Regions from separate parts of the Homo sapiens genome. Here all the other regions are linked to region 2. Evidence: chromatin loops called from intact Hi-C (ENCODE). Cell type or tissue: HCT116. All regions are shown on one strand.

Region 1 (5,000 bases), 100 kb before region 2:
TGGGGCTGTGTCAAAATCCTTGAAAACTTCAGGCTCAAGAACCCAGAGCTTATTTGACCCTTTATTAAGTGCTGGTACTATATTTAGAAGTTTATTTGCTGCAAACCTCTGTAAACATTTTCTCCAGACTAAACGTTTTCCTTTGTAGAGAGAATTTTTCCATTTTCCAGCATGGCATTGTAAAAATCTAGCAACCATATCTCACATTTATATAAGAAAGCATTTGGAATTGTCTTTCAAAACCACATGGGTGCCTAATGAATATTACTTGCTAGTTTGTGACTTTTATTTGTGTTTTGAGGCTTGTGTAATCCCTTGCACCAGCCCCGGACACAGGCAGTTTTGGATATTAGAGCCGATTTTTTCATTATCCCCCATTGGGCCTCTATGAGTCATACTCTGGACACAAATAGAAGTGAATGTATAATCACACAACCACTTATTCCACAGTTACTGGGCAAAATAATTTGTAATGTGCAATGAGCATCTTTGCTAAAGGAATTTACAAGAAGGTCTTGAAAGACAGTACCTGTATCTATCTGTAGAGCATCACAAATTTCACTTCCTTGGATATTTTAGGAAGGGTAGGTTGGGTGTGTCCTGTCTGGCTAATTTGGAGGTGGTTTCCATTAGCATCCAATCATTTAACCTCATCCCTTCACTGACACCTTTTTTTTTTAAACTCCCTGTAAACATGATGCCTTTTATGTTTCATTTCCACATTTCTAGCAGTAGATACTTGAGGCACATAGAGATATCTTAGAAAATATTGTGTATCATCACAGCCTCTTGGAAACCAAGAAGGGGATCAAAGTAATTGTCTGATTCATTATAATTATTTCTATATTATATCAAAGTTTAACCCTCTAATAAGAGGAAAATTTCTACCCAAGTCTAAATATTTATATTTAGGCATTCAAATTTTACATTTTCCTGATATTCAACTGTATATTGGGAAAGTATTTAGGCTAAAAGGTAATATGACATTCTGCTTAATGTTTTAGAAAATAAAGGTATTCGATTTTCACTTATGGTGTTTTTATGATTTTAGACTTACTCATCACGTGTTTGGTCATGGTAGTGGTCATGGTAGTAGACTAATGATATAGCTGCTGTTCTAGAAATTTAAAATATTATTTTTGTCTCATTCTTCAAGTATTATTTAAAATTATTTGTGCAGTAATAATTTATATAACATTCATCCACCAATTCCATGAAGTAAAAATAAAACAACCTTCATACATGAGTCCTGAAATGTGAAGAATCGTTTTCTGAATTCAAATGGAATCTGTGAATAATTAGGGGAAGAAGCTGTCTCTCCACTTTTTAATCCATTTTTTTGTCTCTGCCTCTCTCATTTTCTTTTCCTTCAAAATCAGAGAAGCAAAGAATTCTTTTGACACATAAATGTTTTGGCAAATTGTAAATTATTGATATGTTAGTATTTTTCTTATTAACTACAAACCATATTAGAAATTTAGGGCTAAAAACACAAATGTGATATTCTTAAATAAAACATTTTGTTGTTAATTTTTAAATCAACTTTTCTATTCTAAAATATGTTTCTTTTGCTTATGCCTATGTATCTTTTGTTGAATATTTTATCAGAATGCTTTGTGAATAGCAAAGTTCAAGGGAAAAGGCTTTTTGAGGGAAAATTTTAATGCAGTATTTCTCAAAATGTATTTTACAAGATGTTAGAGTAGTTAGCACAGATATGAAATGAAAACTACATATTTTCAGATTATAAGTGTAGGAAACACATGGTTAAACAAAATATCAAGCTCTAATATGAGATGAGAGATGTCAGGAGGGAGATATTTCCTAAATGTCTTTGGACACAAGACTCTATTTCTTTCCTTGGCTCACTGCAACCTCCACTTTCGGGTTCAAGCAATTTTCTTGCCTCAGCCTCCTGAGTAGCTGGGACTACAGGCACACCCCACCATGCCTGGCTAATTTTTGTATTTTTTAGTAGAGATTGGTTTTTACCATGTTGGTCAGGCTGGTCTCGAACCCCTCACCTCAGGTGATCTGCCCACCTCAGCCTCCCAAAGTGCCAAGATCACAGTTGTGAGCCACTGTGCCTCAGCCTCACAAGACTGTTTCTCATGGAGCTCATGTTCTGTAGAACATGTTTGGGAACTGCTGGCCTACTGAATGCCCAGAACCAGGGCTCCAGGAGAGTTCAAACCGTACCATCCTCTAGTAGTGAAAGCTTCTTGCTTAGTGTATTATAGGTACCCTCAGATGTTGTATGACTTGCAGTCGTTGTCATAAATTATTAATTGCAGTAGTTTATAAACAGTCAAGTATATCTGTGCTTCTTACACACGCACTTTGTCATTGGAAGCAAGCACATAAGCAGTTAGGCCTCTCTTTGGCTACATACAGCCTGTTAGGGAAAGCAGCCATTGTATTTTATTTATTTATTTATTTATTTATTTATTTATTTATTTATTTATTAGACGGAGTCTCACTCTGTCACCAGGCTGGAGTGCAGTGGCGTGATTTCAGCTCACTGCAACCTCCACCTCCTGGGTTCACGTGATTCTCCTGTCTCAGCCTCCCGAGTAGCTGGGACCACAGGCGCACGCCATCGTGCCCAGCTAATTTTTGTATTTTTAGTAGAGACGGGGTTTCATCATGTTGGCCAGGATGGTCTCTATATCTTGACCTTGTGATCCACCCACCTGGGCCTCCCAGAGTTCTGGGCTTACAGGCGTGAGCCACCTCGCCCAGCCAGAGCCATTGTATTTTAAAGGAGACAATTCTGTTCTTCCTTATAACCTATCCCAGTTGTGGATTGAATCCCTGAGCCTTAGGTCACGTTGCTATTGTTCTGCATCAATAAGCATATTATAATTGATCAATAAGTCATCTGATTTAAAAAACCATGTGTCCTAGTTGTGTTCTAAAGGGAAAATATGTTAGTTTGTTTTTTTTCTTTTCTTCATCCTCATTAAACCTTGGGCATGCATTAACACCAGAGCCAGTTCTTTGGATATCAAGACTTTGACTTGTAGTGGCAGGGCTCATGTTTACCTATAATCCTTGGAGATTTTTGAGAGATGGTGATTCACTGACTAGGGATGTTTCACCACCTTCAAAGGAGCATATATGTTTTGATTCAGTGAGGTCAGCGATACCAGATTTTAGCAACAGAACTTTCAGTCAGATGAGTTGGTGACTCACCTTGGCTTGTACCTTAGACATGCGGGTATAAGATAAATGCTTTCTTAATGATAATTCAGGGCCCCTAAATCTTGTATCTGCCTGAACTTACTAGCCTTCTTACCACTGATATTAATTTGCTGCTTCTGATGGAAGTTGGCCTGTATTATGTTAAAACTTAGATCCTTCTTAGAATGAAGTATTTCCCTTTATAAGGCTGAAAGTGAGTGCATAAAGTCTGTGAATGGGCATTGTGTTTTGAAAGCTTTCTGCCAACTGCTTATCTCTTGAATATGTTACAAACTAGAATTTTAAACATGTGGCTCATCCGTGCTTCTCTCCCATATACATGTATGTTTTTGGGAGGAGGAGCTCCATGCTCTTAAGCTTTGCTTTCTGTTGGATTAGCATTTTAATGCTTGAAGGCAGTAATTTTAAAAATGGTTCTTGGTATGGGGCCACCCAGTTTTTAAAGCCTGAGTGTCAGTAATGAGCTGAGCAGTATTTGTGGGTGGCACTAATTGAAAGAGAAAAGGTACTGAGGGAAAGGAATACAAAGTTGTGGGGAGGGGAAGGATGGGATGAAGAAACAGACTTCCCCCAGTAATTGAACCTAGTTTCATCCAGCTTCAGAGCACCCAAGTTTAACTTGAAAAAGCTTTTTGGATTATTTTGATTTGTTAAACCAGTTGTATTCTATGCTCTATAATAAGGAACATATATATTTTAGATTTTTGTGTACACAGATAATTAACACACTTAATTATAGCTCTCAGTTTGAGCCATTCAGATGAGTTACTGCCAACTAGAATGATGTGCATAAACTTAGCTCTGTTTATATGTAAACTGTACAATATTTTAACGTTAACGTCATTGTTTTCCCCTTCTCAAAGTACAGCATGTTTTGATCTACAGAGGGAATATTTTTAAAAAGTGGATGTCTAAGAATGTAAACACTGGGAGGCGAGATGCAGCTGTTTATGATTTACTTTTTAATCTTCTGTTCTTTCGTGGCTTCTAACGTCAAAGGACTTTTATTTACCTGTTATAGCATATGGCTTATGACTTTATAAGTATGCCTTTTCTGGTTTTTATTTTGGCTTTCTAAAAAAGGATGGAAGGACCGAAGGAAAGCTGTTGAATAAAAATATCCCCATGCCTACCAGGTCATGCAGTGTGGCAGGAGAGCTAAAAGGGTTTCTATTTTATGGGATCAATAAATGTCAGGCCTCACGCTTTACCTTTTGGCTGTTTGTGTTTGTCAAAATATTAGTCACACCCAGTTTGTTGTGTCTACCACTGTCTAGACTCTTCTGGAAATGAGATTTCATTTTAGTGTTTTTATAGGAGGACATATAATAAGAGATAAAAACGTGCTTTTATAATGACAATCTCTTTTGCAAGCTGTTTTCTAGAAGTGAAGGTATTTCTGATATCCAAGTGCCTATTAAGTGAAATGTTGTTTTAGCTGATTTAGTTTAGATTTAACAGAATGGCATTTCAGTATGTAATTTCTCATTACCTTTGTAAACACAAAGCTTACCCTGTTTCCTTTTATAAAAATAACTTTGTATATTCCAGTGGACTCTATTTAGATGAAAGATTTGACAGTACTTCCACCCATGCTTTTTATAGCATTGTCTATAAATTTTTGGTTAATAGCATGGATTTTGAATCCTAATTGTCCCTTTACTAGTTTGAGATCTTGAGGAATTTATTTACTCATCTTTTCTAAACCTCGGTTTTCTTGTGTTTAAAACAGGAATGATAATGCAGTCTCAGGATCGTGGCGAGAATGAAATGAAATAATGCATATTAACGCTGTT
Region 2 (5,000 bases):
AAGGACTTCCATCTTGATCAACAGGACTTCCCTATTAATTAACTTAAAGTCAACTGAGTAGGGAACTTAATTACACCTGCAAGATCCCTTCACACTGGCACCTGGATAAGAGTTTGCTGAATCACTAGGAGAAGGTAGGTACATGCTATAATATGGCTGCTGCCCCCTTTCCATCCTCCTTCCAGGAAAGGATATTCTTTGTAGGCCATGCTAGCCAGAAACAGACTAGAAAGAGAATTCTGGGGATTGTAGTTCAATTGATCCAGGTTGAAAAGTCGCAAAGCCAACACAATAACAAACCAAAGCCCACCACTGAAATGTCTTTCTCTAGTAATGTATTTCTCTGGTACCTGTGCAAACTTTCTAGTCATTGCAAGAGGTACTTGAGCAAACTGGACAAACTGATTGGTCACCATGAGTTTACTCCTAGCATTTCTGCTATCAGGTTCCAATGACAGAGCTTCTTTGCACACTGGATCTTGTGGACTGGATTTCTGGAAGATTCCCAGAGAAGTTCCACATTGAGAGTGTTTGTTGATAGATAGCACAGGTGCACATCTCACAGTTGAACTCGAGGTGTTTAACCATTTTAGGCAAAAGCAAAACAAAGCACAAACAGCCAAAACAAACAAAAAGGGGCAACTGTAGTGACAATAGTATAACAAGACCAACAGCAACACTAGAGAGTTATTAGTTCAAGTTTTATATTCTTCCCAGGACGACTGGGATTATTTGCTAACAGGGAAAGAAACAAGGGATGGCAAACCTGAGTACAAACCAGCCATTTACCTTTACCAGGCATCAAATATTCCTTTGCCCTTTTGCCTGGCACAATATCCAAATAAGTAGTTGTATTAGAGTTCTTCAGAGAAACAGAATCAGTAGGATGTTGTGTGTGTGTGTGTGTGTGTGTGTGTATTTATTGTAAGGAATTGGCTCATGATTATGGAGAATGCCAAATCCCAAGATCTGTAAGTTGGCAAGCAGCTGGAGATCCAGAAGAGACAATGGTGTGATTCCAGTCTGAAGGCTGGCAGGCTTCAGACCCAGAAAGAGCTGATGCTTCACTTTGAGTCAAAAGGCAGGAAGTAACCAATGTCCCAGTTCAAAGGCAATCTGGCAAGAGGAGTTCCCTGGTATTTGGGGGAGTTAATCTTTTGTTCTATTCAAGTCTTCGATGGATTGGATGAGCCCCATACATGTTAGGGAGGGCACACTGCTTTAGATGTTAAAGTCATCCCAAGACACCCTCACTGATATGCTGAGGATAATGTTAGACCAGATATCTAGGTATGTCATGGCCCAGTCAAGTTGGCACGTAAAATGAACTATCACAGTAGTTTTAGTTTACACCAAGCATAAAAGAAAATCCCAGTTTCCCAGAGGAGCACGAGTACTCATTTATCAGGATACCTGTGTTTTTCCTCTGGCTCTCTCAGCTCAGGGTATTCCAACTACGCTTTCCTTCATGCCTCCACTCCCAGTTATTTGCCCAGAGACATAAAGCTGAGCTTTACTACAGTCAGTTACTTGGGACAGCTGTCTACTACTCTGGGAAGTAGTAGCTATCTACTACTCAGGCAAATAGGATTATCTCCCATCTTGAGAGTACCCAATAGTGGGAAGGCTGCCATGAAGGAACATCAGGCATTCTTGCTGTTGCTCTGATTTGTCTTAAACAGAAATGCTGCACTCAGTCAGTGCTGACTATGATCTGTCTTGTTGGTTTAGCTAGTGGGGCATTAAGGAGCATGTGGGAGAGAGGGTTTTGGTGGATTGCAAAAGTGGCCACAATTTTTTATGCCTGGATTTGACTCTGAAACTCCTCTTATCAATAGGTGGAAGTGATTTCCCCACTTCTTGAATCTAGGCTGACTCTGTAACTTGCTTTGGCAATGGAATGCGGTGGAAATGGCAGTGTGCTAGTTTTGAACATAGATTCCAAGAGGCCTTGCACCTACCTTTCTTGCTCCCTTTTGGAACACTGCTCAGATAATTTATGAACAAGCCCTGGCTAACCTATGGAGGATGAAAGATTTTGTGGAATAAAGACTAGCCATTGTAGCTGATACTCTTCTAGACCAGCCTACCTCAACTGGCTTAGCAGCCAACCACAGACCTATTTACAAATCCAGCTAAAACCAGAAGAACTGTCCAGAGGATCAGAGATCACAGTTCTATAACCAACCTGAAGAACTGTGAGCTAAATAAATGGCTACCATTTTAAGCAACTATGTTTTGTAGTGGTTTCTTATATAGTAAAAGCTAACTGATAAGGAATGCCTGGAGTGGCATTCCTTATATAGGTTCCCTGAGCATTTTTATGGTTCCCAGCTTTGGAGTAAAGAATTAATAGAGTATTTCTTCTGGCAGAATCAATAGGTTTCTTCCCCCTAGAATTTTTTCTGATGTAGCCTAGCTCCTAAATTCTCCTGACTGGCATATGTATAGACTTAGGTTGTTTGATAGGATTTTCAAATTTTGGCATAGAATCCTGGATGACATAAGTCCGTGGGCTTTGAATATCTGTTTCAGTAGCTCTTCCATGAACCCTGACTTCTCTCTTTTCCTTGTTCAAGGAAACGCAGGTTCTAACTGGCCAACTGGTCGAGCAGTTAATAACTACTCTCATTTCCTACTGCATTCATAATTTACTGTTGAACTTCCTTGACCTCAATGGCGTCACAGATTTGAAGAATTACAGAGCTGTTTAGTGGAAGTGAAAGAACAATTTCACAGGAGATTCATAGATTTTGATGACTATGAATCATATCTTAAGAATTTGTGGCTACCTTTGAAGCACAAAACCACGGGATGTGTCTGAGTTACTCAGGATCAATGTTATTTCTGTGGTTCAGTTTCCCAAAGATCTGACTGAGCTGAAAATGGACCATGCTCACCAAGACCACTGGTAAAAACTTTGGGTATATTAACCAGAATTATTTTTAAATTTCTGGCCACACTGCCAAAATCTTGCTGAACTTTGGGTTTTCTTGACTTTGTGGAAGTGTTTCTTTCATGGAACTGCTGGGATCAAAACTGCATCTGTCTTAGGGATGCAGATTGTGGCTGGGAAATGAGATGTGTCTTAACTTAAAGAATGTCTGAGCTTCTTCAGAGTAGCTCAGTTTAAAATGTTTTCTTATTGACTGATTGAGATGTGCAAGCGGCTGCCACCTGACTTGTAAAAATGGATTTTCAAGTGTATTTGTTTTTTAGATAGCTTCATACTGAGTGAAGGAATACATAGCCTGGAATTTCCTCTAATTATAAGCCTAATCCAGTTAGTGCACAAATCTGGCAGATATTTTAGTGTAATACAAATTAATGTTTTCGTTTGCTTCACCTGATTTGTTTAGTTGAAACTTAAATGTGTTTTAAATGTGAATTTTTAGTAACTATGTATCAATTGCAACGATCAACAATTTTTTGGAGAAATCTGGTAGCTTTACTCTCCTATAACCTTGCATGTTTTTGAAATATTTTCTACTATGATTGCAAAATGATACTACTCTTCAACTGACAAATCACCTTCATCCTTTATCAAAAACATCTTCCTCTAAGAAGCCTAGTTTCAGTTTGGCAGAAGAGAGAGGCTATACGTTTTTAAGGGGTGACAATATGCTTTTAGCTCAGCCAAGCCTGGTTTATTAGACCTTCAATTAAAATAATGAGTTCAATGGCTATTTAGTTTATTAGTGTTTGTAGTAGTAGTGATGGTAGTAGTGGTAGTAGTACTACTAATTACATTTATTGGGCACTGGGTAAGACTAAGTAAAATTAGCTAGGTCATCTCATTTAATCCTCATAGCAATTCTGTGAGGCAGGCATTATTATTATCCCCATTCTAAGATGAGGAAACTGAGGCACAGTGAAGTCAGATGACTTCTCCAGGTGGTAAATCTAGAAAACAGAACAGTTCAGGCCCAAACAGTGTCATTTGACTCAAAACTCACAGTTGTCCCAAAATACTATACCAGCATACTGTCTCTTACCTAAATAGATTGTCTCGCTGTAATAAAACATGAATGGCTAGTGGCAACTCTTTTTGAGCAGGCAAAATGGATGCTTAAAACTTAATGTCAGTCATTCTAACTCTGGTTTAAGCACCATTGTAGGTGGGGTCCTGGAACAGGTTATGAAGAATGGTTATGAAGAATGATGTCAAGTCTGCCATCTCTACTGGATCATGCTCTGAAAGATCTTTTAGAGTTTAGACCCATTCATGGCAAAATGGAATACCCTAGAAGTAGGGGAGAGAGGCAAAAAGAAAGGGAGAGAGACTGAGAGAAAGGGAAAGGAAAAGAGAGAGAGCATGCTCCATCTTTACCACTATCAAGGAATCATTGACCATCCTACATCTCTCCAGGTCCTTCTCAGTGACCCAGGACATCTCAGTACAACGTAGTATTTCAGTCTCACTGCCTGAAATATTAAAGGTCAAAACACATTTTAAGGTGTTATCTCTTTCCTGTCTCATTCTAATCAATTTTGTACATAGCTGGTTTCATTTGAACTCAATCATTGTGATTTGCCCCTTATGGGCAGCTACAATTAATCAAGTGCATGTTAGTCAACATAGTTTGTGTACACCACATAATGAAAATCCCATGAAATTTAGGCATTTTGAATGTTTTAAGAGCAAGCCTCAGTGAGACTTCCCTTGCAGAACCGACTTCCCAGCTGGAGGGAGATGCATGGCCCATGCCTTTCCCAAACAAATGTGTTTGTGACATTTCCCTGTGTAAACGCTGACTTTGTTGGGGGGAAATCTGTGGTGCCTGGAGAGATGGGAGAAATAGATTTCGGAAATGCTAATCTAGGGGAGCAATCCGCAGTATTGCAGCCTGCTGGGGCTGTGTTCTGCATGCTCCCCACAGCTGCCTCTGAGCGAACTTATTGACAAAGGCGAAGGAAGCTTACAGTGCACCAGGATGACTCACTCCACGTTTACTGGGTGGTTCACACGGCTGCCTGCTTGCCGGAACAGGAAGGCCCTT
Region 3 (5,000 bases), 340 kb before region 2:
AATTTGGGAGAGAGCAGTAACATTTAGCTTGAATATTTTAATTTAAACACATTTAAAGCTTCTAGACTCACAGGTACAATTTATATTATAAAGAAGATGTAGTTTTATATCAGTTATAAATTAACCAAAGGAGCTCAGATATTACTGGGCCAGCCAGGAGGCCAAAGAGCTCCCAAGGCTCCAGTGGTTTTCTTAGCTCATTTCCATGCAGGTGTCAAGGCCTCTTCCAGGTAAATTCAGATTGGATTTGGACACAAAACTCCATGGTCAATGTGCTCCAAATTTGCTGAATGTATCAACGGAAAAATTGATAAGACAATACCACCAAAATGTTAACCCTGGGTACCTCTAAGGGTAGGGCTACAGGTGACTTTAAAATTGTGTATGTATTTATTTGTATTTCTGTTTATATTGTGAATTTTCTCAATGGACACATAGTATTTATTTTTAAGTCTGTTTTCTTGACTATATGTTATTAAATATGTTTTCCTGATTGTAAAAGTAACACACACACATAAACACATCTTCCAAGACAGTAATATAAAATTATAAAAATGAAGAAAGCAAAATCCCATGTACTCCACTCCCAAAGATAACCCCTGCTAAGATTTGGGTATATTTCTTTCCAGATGTTTGCCTTATGCATCTGGAAGGCATATCTATTATGTGCATAATCAGAAAACTATATAAGTTGTAGATCAAAAAAGGAAGATCTTTTCCTGCTTCTCTCTTTTAAAATATCTCTGTTGACAGTAAGACATCAGTGATCTTCTGACTTTGTCCTTTTATTCATGGAACACAAGCACCAGGAAATGCCTTAAACGACTCAGACAGACAATCTGTGGATTGTAACGTGGCGGGGCCCAAGGGCGTGTTTTGGACATTTGGCTAGGACAAGTGGCTGGTACAATGGCCAATTAAGAGGCACTTTTATGAGGAAAAACATACTTTCTGCAAGATAGATCTCTAGTGACCGATCCACCAAATGCCTTCGCTCTACTCTGTATGTGGCATCTGCTGCTACTTTGCTGATGCGTTAAATGATGTCCTATCTCCTGGACACACAAGCTGCCACTGGGAAGGGGCTGGGAACCTACATTGCTGGTGTCACTGATACTAATGGTGTGTGTAGGAGTCTTCCCCACCTTAGGTCTTTCTTACACTTCTTCAATAAGACTTTCTATAAAGGCAGAGCAATACCAGAGCAGAGCGAAAGCCCTGCAAACACCAGCCAGACGCAGGGGCCCGAGGAGCTGAGGAGCTGAGGCGCCGGGGTTGGGGAGAGTAGGACAACATTCGGCCAAGGCAGCCACATCCTGTTCCTGGACAGCCACAGTGGCAATGCGCCAGGAGGACGCGGGGATGGCTCCACACCCGCTGCCAAGTCAAACACGGGGCACTCCAGGCAGAATGAGGGACTAATCTTCCCGACTGGTGTAAGTAAAACCTCCTGGTGAAGGTCACAGTCTTCAAAAGCAGACCGAGGCAGAGGCATCGCTGAGTCAGCAGTGAGAGATGGGAGCGTGGAAACTGGTCTCTTCATGGAGGAAGTGACCTGTTTATGAGCAAGAACAAGGCCAGGAGAAGGCCCACTCCCCGCAAGCTGTGAGTTGACTCATAGGGGCCATGGGACTGTCCCAGGTGATGTGAGCGATCTGGAGCAATACCGGTGTACTCTGCTTTTGTTTAAAATGAATTAAAATGAATTAGGGGCTTGGGGAATGAGCCAAATGGGCAATAATTACACGAATAGGCCATGTCTTCCCAAGATGCCACCTCACTGGCTATCGAATCTGTGAAGCCGCTGTCTCCTCATTTCTTCTGGTGAGAGATGAAACCCGTAGGGTGGTGGGCTATTTCTGGTATTTCCTGTAGTGAGAAAGCCAAAGGAAAAATCAATCATTCTGACGTGACAAGGCATGTGTACCCTAGGATTCCAAGGGAACAAAGTGATAGCTTGGGTGTCATCTTCATTTTAACACAAAACAGAAATATAACAAAGATTTTTCAACTTCAGCTGTCAGTACTAAATTTCAACGTCAAGTAAATATTTTTAGAGTGGTTCAGCCATGAATCTGATTTGACTCATTTTGAGGCTTCTTGATAATCTTCCCACTTGTATTTTTCCTTCCATCGTGCTCCATAATTTGCATCATTTAGGCTTACACAGTATCTCAAGGGCTTATTGTCTTTTTTTTTTTATGCCCATATATAACTTGTTGCCACCTTTACTAACTTCCCCACCAACTAGGCTGGTTTGGCTTCTTCTGATCAGCCTTTGGGTGCTCCTTTTCTTCCCTCTAATGTGCCGCCTCCTGCCCCAATGTGGCCAATAAGAATCATGCGTGATTGAAACACACAAGCAACCACTGGAGCAGAGTTACCATACTGATCAATATCTGGGCAGGTAAACAAAGATGTAGGCATCATATTTCAAGATCATATGAAGGACTGTGGAAATCGTTACTGAAAAGAGTTTCTTAGGGATGCAAACTTACCAAAAACACAGTTTGTAATGATACAAGAATTTCAATCACTACATAAGAAAGCATTCTCCCAGGCATCATGAGTAGTAATAAAGGGAGAAAAATACATAGTCCTTGATCTCAAGGAACCAGCAACCTAAAGGTAATGAAAGAGCTTCAATATTCCCCATGAGGAAACCAGGAAGACACATCACTGATAGATACGGGTAAGTAGAGGTTTACTTCTAAGCATGGGGACCAAAAAGGCTGTACCTTTTCACTACTATAGCTCTGCTAACCTTGGTAATTTGCACTGAAAGGCTCTCTCCCATCACCTACATCAACCAGAAGTCTTACTCACTCTTGTAATGCTAGGTCAACCCCGATAGAACCAATGGAAGAACTCTTCCCAATTCAAACTCTTCAGCTTTCGGCACCTTCCGTTTGTTTGTCTTCATTCAATCATCACCACATCCTGCCAGATGTGTAGGCATTTCTGCACCACTCTGTTCTCTCCTACCAGGATCATAAGCTCTAAAATGGTAGGGGACCCCCTGACCTATCTCCCTCTCCCCAGCATCTGGGACAGTTCTGAACACACAGTAGCTGTTCAATAAATATATGGACTTGACTCAACAGCACCTGCTTATGACTTCCAATGCTGCCCAGTGAGGTTCTGACACAACTCATTGCCCATGAAGGGAACTGCATGGAGGAATTAGAAGAGGCAGACTGGGAAGGTGCCCGCAGTCCAGCTCTCAAAAGCAGCAGCCAGCACACATGGCCTTGGACCCATTTGCAGAACCCAAATGTTCTGGCAGCACTAGCCTGGCTGGGAAGGGAGGGTGGGCAAAGCACAGTTAAGCCAGGAGGGAAAGCAAGTAAACAGTGGATCCCTCTTGCTCATTGCCCAAGAGTGGCACCTTTTCAAAGATGTGTCCATCTATGCATAAGCTGACATGGCAACTGTTAAAACCATAGTGAAAAGATGTTAGAGAAAGCAGTGGGAAACGGAGTCCGTCTTTTCAATCCACAGCTGAAGTTTCCGTTGTCAAAGAGAAATTCAAAAAAGCAGTCAAAGCCAACCCCTTTTTTATATTTTTGCTTCTCTACTGATGAAGATCCCAGTGCTTCCCCATAACTGATTCTCCTTTCCTGTTGAGAGCATGGGAGAATTATACCTCCCCAACCCCTGGTACCCTTCCTGACTAGAACACCCCAAAATAAACACCCCAAAAAACGTTTTTGCCATATGTATTTGTAAAGGAATCTCTCTTTGTTCAAAATGGTAAATGCTTTGAAATTACATATTCATGAATCAAATCACCAGTAGTTGATTGCTTAAAACTGTTTTATATGATGAGATCCAAATTCTCCTTTGCCTTTAACAGTTGTTTTTAAAAAGACTGGTCTTAATTGCACTTGTGAGTGCAGGCCAGGACTTGACACCTCATTCCAGATGGCCTGGGAACTCTGTTAGAACTAGCTGAGGGCAGAGTCAGAAGCAAGCTCGACGTGGCACCCTGACTCCAGGCCACAGGGCAGAAACCCATGGAGGCTGAAAGACTGCTGAGACTCCCAGAGGGAAACACAGAGTCCTCTGGTGTTTTCTTTAGCGTTTCTTCAAAAGAAAAAGCCCGCAGATTAATAATTTCCATGAAGGGAACTGCCTGGAGGAATTAGAAGGGGCAGACTAGGAAGATGCCCGAGGTCCAGCTCTCAAAAGGAGCAGCCAGCACACACGGCCTTGGACCCATTTGCAGGGCATTCGAGGAGAACCAGGGCTGAGCCAACCAAAGAAATGCCACATGCTGAAGTAGAAAACTCATGTCATGAGAAGAATAATCATCACACTCTTCTTTATAAAGCCCTTTCAAGGTACACTTCTCCACTTAGCTTTCACTCCCAATAGAATCATCTCAGTTTTGCAGAAGAGGAAACAGAGGCTCAGAAGGTGTTAGGGACACATCTGAGGTCACTGAGCTAGCATGAAGAACAGCGAACCTTCTGAGTCTTTTCCCACTTCCCCACGTGGCCATCGGTTCTCACACCGCAAGTGTTCAGGGTTGCACCTCTCACCATTCCCGCCCTTCCTGCCCAAACCCAGTGTCCCTTTTCTTCATGGATATGGACATGTGGGAAGCTCACTGCTATCTGAAAACAGAAAAATAAGAAGTTCCAGTCTAAGTTCTCAATTCTGTGGGACTCTGCTGATATCAAAGACGTAACTCTAAAGTTCCCACGTGGGTCTCCTTAAATTCCACTGGCTACTAGCATGGTTCGGCTTTCTAGAACCAAGAAGACCTTGGGTATAACAATACAACCCAAACCACAATAATGCCCGATTTGTAATCATGCCAGCTCTTAAGGGTATTTTAAATCCTTCCAACTCAGTGTTATTGATACAAAAGCCATCTTACTCTCTGAAGAATGGCCGAATTGCTTTGTTTCCAACTCTGAAAACTACACTGTTTTGAATATGAGTTGATCTGAGGAGAATGTTTTTAAGCATAAAAACTTATTTCGAAGAGAATC

Evidence for each region. Hi-C counts contacts between places; a loop is a spot of excess contacts. Peaks named below come from ENCODE experiments on the same cell type or tissue, not always from the same donor. Only the 100,000 strongest peaks of a DNase experiment are listed, where the experiment ranks them.
Region 1: a loop joins it to region 2, with 5 times the contacts of the local background. A loop is called at or near these places in 3 of 110 quality-filtered maps.
Region 3: a loop joins it to region 2, with 8 times the contacts of the local background. A loop is called at or near these places in 3 of 110 quality-filtered maps.

The regions. Positions count from the first base shown.
Region 1 is chr2:226,754,426-226,759,425 of GRCh38, reverse strand. All of the region lies in intron 1 of IRS1 (insulin receptor substrate 1), which reads left to right. Among named protein-coding and RNA genes, the nearest start is that of IRS1, 43 kb to the left of the region's middle. In HCT116, no CTCF peak of the experiment used is centred here; DNase peaks (open chromatin) are centred at 395 and 3,115; H3K4me3 peaks cover 1,863 bases; H3K27ac peaks cover 5,000 bases.
Region 2 is chr2:226,650,312-226,655,311 of GRCh38, reverse strand. No RefSeq gene overlaps it. Among named protein-coding and RNA genes, the nearest start is that of MIR5702, 6.0 kb to the left of the region's middle. RefSeq lists a silencer at 4,839-4,928 and enhancers at 4,885-5,000, 4,286-5,000. In HCT116, no CTCF peak of the experiment used is centred here; a DNase peak (open chromatin) is centred at 2,721; H3K4me3 peaks cover 837 bases; H3K27ac peaks cover 5,000 bases.
Region 3 is chr2:226,992,300-226,997,299 of GRCh38, reverse strand. RHBDD1 (rhomboid domain containing 1) reads right to left here. Exons shown (of 9, transcript NM_001167608.3): 9 at 1-1,869. The coding sequence ends at 1,778. It also overlaps a transcript of COL4A4 not described here. Among named protein-coding and RNA genes, the nearest start is that of RHBDD1, 160 kb to the right of the region's middle. RefSeq lists enhancers at 1,342-1,843, 1,023-2,222. In HCT116, a CTCF peak has its summit at 2,320; DNase peaks (open chromatin) are centred at 1,469 and 2,309; H3K4me3 peaks cover 1,334 bases; H3K27ac peaks cover 3,107 bases.